Regions from separate parts of the Homo sapiens genome. Here region 1 is linked to region 2. A link is a contact called in ENCODE Hi-C data. All regions are on one chromosome and are shown on one strand. The core of a region is the stretch at or near the end of the contact, and the rest is flanking DNA. Distances in the headings are between cores, read along the strand shown.

Region 1 (3,657 bases), core at 580-3,079, 390 kb after region 2:
TTTGCTTAGGTTCCAGGTCTTAAGACAGCCTCTTGTTGAAGGAAGGGACGCCCTCTGCTGAGATAAAACTGAATTCTCTTAAGCTTCATTTATCTCACTTGGCAAGATATCTTAAGTGACATATGGAAATGTTACACATTAGAGGTGGCAAAGGTGTGATAAATACTTTTTTAAAATGACTATTCATATTGATGCCAGAATCTCCAATATTGATTAACTTGGATTCGCAACTGAAAAATCTTATTCACTGGTCTCTAAAGACAGGTTTGCAGAACTTCCAAAGTTATTTATATTCATCCTCCCCCATAAGCAATCTAGATTGATCAACATTTAGTATACATAATGGCACTGGTACTCTCACTTGGTCCATATATAAGCTGGTCATGGGTCACAAACAGAACTTGAGTTATCCTGAAGGAAAAGTGGGAATTCACACCGTGAAGAGGTTGACTGTTATACTACCGTTCTTTCACTGGTGTTTAGTGTATTGTGACACAATACAGTTTGTATGTTGTCAACTAACAATTTTTTAAAAGACTCCTGCCCTCTAAATTACAAACTAAATAGAATTACAAGTTAAATAGAATAATAAGTTAAATCAAATAATAGTGCAATTAATAATAATGCAGTTAATAATTCTGCAAAGAATAAGAAAATGGCAAAGCAGACATTTTTCCTACTCCTTCAATCATATTACAAAGTAAAAATAATGATAATTGAATCAGATCCACAAAGAAGCCTACACAGAGGCCAAAGTGTATTGAACTCCACCAAGAAGTTTATTTGAAGTATAGATTTAACCCATCAATTAATGGAAACCCCAACTAATACCAGCTCATGAAGAAGAGCCATTGCAATTGGCAGAAAACTTTAACGTATGGTTTATTACATGTTTTCTATCTTTTGAAAAGTTCTTTTGGGTATGTTTCATAATAAACTAATATGATAGCTTATATGTATAATTTATAAACAAACACAGATACACATTTTGGGGATGTATGCTCAAATTTGAGGAAGGGGTACATAAAGAAATCTGGAGACTCCAGACTTAGTTTAAAAAGCAGAGCTCTTGGGTGGACCTTCAGAGTGACATGAATTGTAGGGCTACAGGGGAACTGAGAGGCCTCAGGTCATTGGACAGGAGCGGCTGGGCACTGTGATGTGCTGACTGTGAAGTCAGACAAAGACTCCAGGTTGTCTGTGCTCTATCATTATAGGACCTTGGGCAGATGACATATCCTCTCTGTGTTTTTAAAAATACAGCCCTTAGACAATCTGCATCAGCACTGAGGCATTGACTAAAAATTTAAATTACTACCCTGTGGTCTGATCGTCACTGACCCTCTTCTTGGGCCAGAAAAGGGTATTTCACATTACTGAGCATTTTCTTTGTGTCAAGCCCTTTCTCATATTATTATTTTGTTTGATACACATAACAAATATTCCCATTTGTGAAATATTCCCATTTTATAGATTAGGACAGTGAGCGTGGTGGACAGACCTTAGGGTGACTGCCGGTAATTCCTGCTGTCTGCTGTTCAAGCCCTTTGTAATCCACTCCCTGTATGTGTGGATGAATCTGTGACTTGCTTCTACTCAACAGAATATGGCAAAAGTGATAGGCGATCACTCCCTTGCTTAGATTAGATTATACAACAAAGATGTCGGGCTGTCACCCCATAATTATGTTGTGATAGAAGTTTTAGCAGACTGAAGAAGCAAGACTTTCCTGCTGGCCTTGAAGAAGCAAGTTGCCATCACATCAACTGCATATGTTGAGAGTCACAAAGCAGGGAATTGTGGGAAGTCTCTAGGAAACTTCCAGCCTCAGTCCTGTAACCACAAGGAACTAACTCTTGCTCAACATCCCCCTAGGGTTAGAAGAGGACTCTGAGCTCCAGGAAGGAAGGAGACCTGGTCAATTCTTTGCAGACAATCTTGTGAGGCCCCAAGCAGAGGATCCAGTTAAGCAATGTCTAGATTCCTGACTTGCAGGAATGGTGACATCATAAATCTGTGTTGTTTTGAGCTGGTAAATTTAAAATATTTATTACACAGCAGTAGAAAATGAGTACAGTGGACATGCATGGTGGTTTACACTTGTAATCCCAGCACTTTGGGAAGCCAACACAGAAGGATTGCTTGAGTCCAGGAGTTTGAGACCAGCCTGGGCAACATAGTGAGACCCCTTCTCTACAAAAAAATTTAAAAATTAGCCAGGTGTGGTGGCAGGTGTAATCCCAGCTACTGGGGAGGCTGAGGCAGGAGAATTGTTCGAACCTGGGAGGAAGAGGTTGCAATGAGCCGAGATCACACCACTGCACTCCAGCCTGAGTGACAGAGCAAGGCCCTGTCTCGAAAAAGAAAAAGAAAGAAAAGGAATGCAGCAAGTGATTCGTCTTTTTTGTTTTTTGTTTGTTTTTTGTTTTTTGAGACAGGGTCTCATGCTGTTGTTCAGGCTGGAGTGCAGTGGTGCGATCTTGGCTCACTGCAGCCTCTGCCTTCTAGGTTCAAGCAATTCTCCTGCATCAGCCTCCCAAGTGGGGGCCCACCACCACGCCTGGCTAATTTTTGTATTTTTAATAGAGACAGGGTTTCACCATATTGGCCAGGCTGCTCTCAAACTGCTAACCTCAAGTGATCCTCGCACCTCGGCCTCCCAAAATGCTGAGATTGCAGGCGTGAGCTGCTGCGGCCAGCCCCCAAGTATTATTATGTATCAGAATCATCTTGCTTGAAGGTGGATAGTGTTCTCCAATCTAGACTTATCCATAATAAAGCTGATATTTGTATCTTCATTCTCTATCTTTTGTGGCTATTTCTCAGCTGGTTCCAAACTCAGAGTTGGGGGGAGATATGACTGATTATCAACTCTAACCCCAGCACATCGTAGCATTACCTGCTCTTCTCCACAGGGCACCTTCCCACCCATTGTTCATTTGAGCCTCAAAATAATTTCATAAAATCAAGACAACTTTTTAATTGTTTAATATCCATTTTAATTTTAGACCACTCTATCTAAATGTGAATTTTATTTTTATTTATTTTTGTCCTCCTAAGCATTCAGGATGATTTTTCAGTCTGAGGATTTTTATATTTTTTCAATTAAATTTTTTCTCTGTTATTATATTTTTAGGTAGTTTTTCTGCCCAATTTTTATTATTCATTCCTTCTGGAACTCCCATTGGATGTGTGGTCTGTGTTTCTCTGTCTATTTTTCTTTTACCTGAACTCTTTTATTCTATCTCCTCTTTCTAGGCTAGGTCTAGGCTAAGTTCTGTATGACCCCTCTCAGCGCAATCTTCCAATTCTTTTATTCTGCCTTCAAGTCTGCCCAGTCTCTTGTTTATGCTAAGTATTAAGGTTTACTTTTTGAGTGTGTTTTTTCCTAATTCAGGGAATAAAATTTAATTTTCAACAAGCTTATTTTATATCTTCTTGTTCTTGCCATATAACCTCCCATTTAATATCGAAAGAATGCTATTAATACATCCTTAATCTCTTTAAGAATTCTAAGCATGTTAAGTTTAAAGTTATTTGAAATTTATATGTCATTCCAGTTTCTTTGGGTATGAATTCTCACTCGTCGAATCTCATAATGGATTCGTGTTGCAATAATTTTTTGTGTGTGCTTTGTAGATTTTATTTGAGATTTCA
Region 2 (3,286 bases), core at 275-2,774:
TAGCCTCAATCAATTACTCATTTTTCATTTCCAAAGTTTTAAAATAGTTGACATGGAAAAAGTATTAATATGCATCGTATCTTGGAAACATGAAGAATTATCAACTATTCTGTTTCTTTACCAGCAGGTGGCATGACTTGTTGCTCTGCTGGTGACAATATAAAACCTAACCCACCCTATCACTTTAAATTGTTACATAATTAAAAGAGATTCCTAAAGTACTTGCCCCAAATATAAAAGTTGAAAGTTTAATATCCTTATGATATAAAGAGTTCTTACAAATAAATAAGTAAAACTTTAACATTTCAGTAGAAAAATAGGTGTAGGATATGAACATTCAATTTACATACACACAGAAGGTGGGTGGAGAAAGACACACATATACACATACCAAATGGCCAATAAACGTATGAAAAATGTTCAACCTCTTTATAAATTAAGGAATACAAATGAACCCAGGAAGATACACATTTTTACCTCCAAGTTGCAAGGTTTTAACAAATGATACCACTGATCACTGGCAAAGAGGACAAGATAGGCACCTTCATATTCTGCTATTTGGATATAAACAACCTTCTGAAATGAAATTTTTCAATATATATGAAGAGTCATAGAAATGCTCACGTACTTCACCCAGTAATTCCCTACCAGGAATTTATTCTATGGAAATAAGCAGAGATATGCACAAAAAATGTTATGTAAAAAAATGCTTATTGCTACGTTATTTCTCTATGTGAAAAACTGGAAAAAAACCTGAAGTTCTCAACAATAGGGCATGTATAATCAGTAATGATTAATCAATAGAATTCAGTATTTGGCCTGCATTATTATAAACCATATCTTCGAAGAATCTTTACTGATGTGTAATGTTGAGTGACAAGGGAAGGGTTCATGAAGGTATTTTTCAATTTGATCACAATTTGATACCAAAATAATTTTTGTCTTTTCCTTGACACCCAATTTCAATGACACCCAAATTGTAATATGGGTTATCACTGAGCAGTAGGTGAACAGGTTATTTTAATTTTCTTCCTTATCTTTTTCTGTGTTTTTTACATTTTATGCAGTGGGCACATAGTATTTTACAGTCAGGAAAAAGTATACACATTTTCAAAAATGGTAAGCCAAGCATTGGAGACATGAATCACTATCGCTTTTGTATTCCTCATGGAAATGAGATTCAATAGTAAGTTACGTGTCTGGGGAAAATAGAGCTCATTTGAGTCAGAGGTTGGAAAGCTCTTATGAATACTAACCTCAGAAACCTCAAAATAGTATGTGGTAGAATAATGACATGGCACGAAAAGCCACGGATGTCAGTCTGAGTTAAGGTTAGAGTAGATACATACAACAGTCATAAGAGAAAAAAACTTACTAATCTATGATCTCCAGTTCTGGTAACCTCTAGGGTCGGTCTGTGCCTCCATATCAAACCTTTATCACAGTGCAGTGTACTGGGGCTGCTGCAACTTGGAAGCCTGGGTTCTCGTTCTGGCTGCTCTGCAAATATATTTTGTACTTAACCTTGGGCAAGTCACCAACTCTCTGAACTGAGAGTTTTCTTCCAGGGCTGGATCGTTATTCATTTTTGGAGTTTGGCATTCTGATGCACTTTCTAGCCCTGCAAGGTAAGATGTAAGTCTCCGGGGTGTCTGGCCAATGCTGAAGCAGATTGAGGCTCCTTTTGGGCCAACCCTTGGATCAGAGGTGTCCGAAGTCATCTTGGTTCAGTCGTTTTTTAATAATAAGTTGCCGTGACATAAGTTATTGGAAAGGACCACAGTTGAGGGTAAGAAAGGCAGTTTGATTCTCTTGTGGAGGTTATAAAATGAAAGCAGAGATCTGTCCCTGAATATGAGGAAACCTCGTATATAGTTTAACAATGTATTTTTTTCTTACATAAAAATCTAAGTTTGAAATTACCATCAGACTAAATTTCATCCCATCTGTGGTAGAGATGGTTTTAAAATTGAGACTTTAGAGGCAGCAGATCTTTATCCTGTACACCTGATACATAAGAAAAGCCCAGTTCAGAGGACTTTAGTTTTTAACCTTAAAGACAAACATATTCAGACATATATTGTATAAGGATGTATTACAAACTTTTTTTTTTTTTGAGACAGGGTCTTGTTCTGTCACCCAGGCTGGAGTGCAGTGGCGCGGTCTCAGCTCACTGCAACCTCCGCCTCCAGAGGCTCAAACAGTCCTCCTGCCTCAGCCTCCCAAGTAGCTAGGACTACAGGTGCATGCCACCATGCCCAGCTAATTTTTGTATTTTTTGTAGAGACGAGGTTTTCCCATGTTGCCCAGGCTGGTCTTGAACTCCTGGGCTCAAGCAATCTGCCCTCCTCAGCCTCCCAAAGTGCTGGGATTATAGGCAAGAGCCACAGGACCTGTCCTACAAACTTCTTTTACCTTAACCATGGTATAGAAAATACAGGCTGATCCATGCATACATCTAAAATTGAAACAAAAGTTTAACAAAACAATGCCTATCCTTATTATCTGCAATGCATTATGACATTTTCTAGTCTGTTTTATTCTATACTATTAAGAAACACTGGCTTTGACCATTTCATGCTACAGTAAAGTATTGCAGCCTTCATTTGAAGAACACTGGTATAGAGGTTTTTGAAGAGGTGCGCATAAGGGAGAGAAAAACAGCTGCATGTCCTGACAACTATTAAGTATCACTCATAAATTTATTTTCAGCAACATGGGAAAGGAAAATAGATCCTTTCTTTATTAAGTTAATTGTGACAGAAACTGGGACAAAAATAACGTGGGAGGAACATGTTAAAAGAGGAGATTTACACATATCCAGTGTTTTCCAGCAAGAAGAATGCATCTGAAAGAGGTAAAACTGTGATTATCGAAGCAATCCTATTACACCTATGCAGATGAATGAAATCACCAACTTTAGGCAACATGAAAAAATAAAAGGGCCAAGATCAAAGTGGACCTGGTATTATTTCTAGCGTCCATCTTGGATTTTTCTTTTTTTGTCTGAATCCCCATCTCAGGGTATGAGTCGTTATGAATCAAAGGATCACCGCCCAATAAAACCATTCTAGACAGAAACCTTTTGGGGTTGGGGGTGCACCATTCTCCTCTTCTACAGCTTCCAGACCACTCATTGCCCATGGATACCCACCAGCCTCCCACGTTCACACGACTCCATCTGCTTTTTTTGGTGTCTGTGTCTTCTGGAGCATTGACCAGGCCAGTATAGGGTACCGTTCCCTGCACCCAGAGTTTCACTCCCACCTCAAACTCTTTTACCTCC

Evidence for each region. A loop is a pair of places that touch in the nucleus more often than their neighbours do. Pooled maps may share reads with other maps.
Region 1: a map of gastrocnemius medialis shows a loop between it and region 2 (4-fold over the local background). The contact joins two enhancer-like sites. A Hi-C loop is called at or near these places in 2 of 168 maps with a recorded cell type or tissue (ascending aorta and gastrocnemius medialis), 2 of 37 single-sample maps with no recorded cell type and 8 of 50 pooled maps.

What each region holds. Positions count from the first base shown.
Region 1 is chr5:72,524,127-72,527,783 of GRCh38, forward strand. No RefSeq gene overlaps it. Among named protein-coding and RNA genes, the nearest start is that of ZNF366, 19 kb to the left of the region's middle. RefSeq lists a silencer at 1-190. Within about 2 kb of position 1,830, at least 3 of the 41 ENCODE cell types and tissues checked have a DNase peak (open chromatin) inside an H3K27ac peak, as active enhancers do.
Region 2 is chr5:72,137,864-72,141,149 of GRCh38, forward strand. All of the region lies in intron 2 of MAP1B (microtubule associated protein 1B), which reads left to right. Among named protein-coding and RNA genes, the nearest start is that of MIR4803, 30 kb to the right of the region's middle. Within about 2 kb of position 1,525, at least 5 of the 41 ENCODE cell types and tissues checked have a DNase peak (open chromatin) inside an H3K27ac peak, as active enhancers do.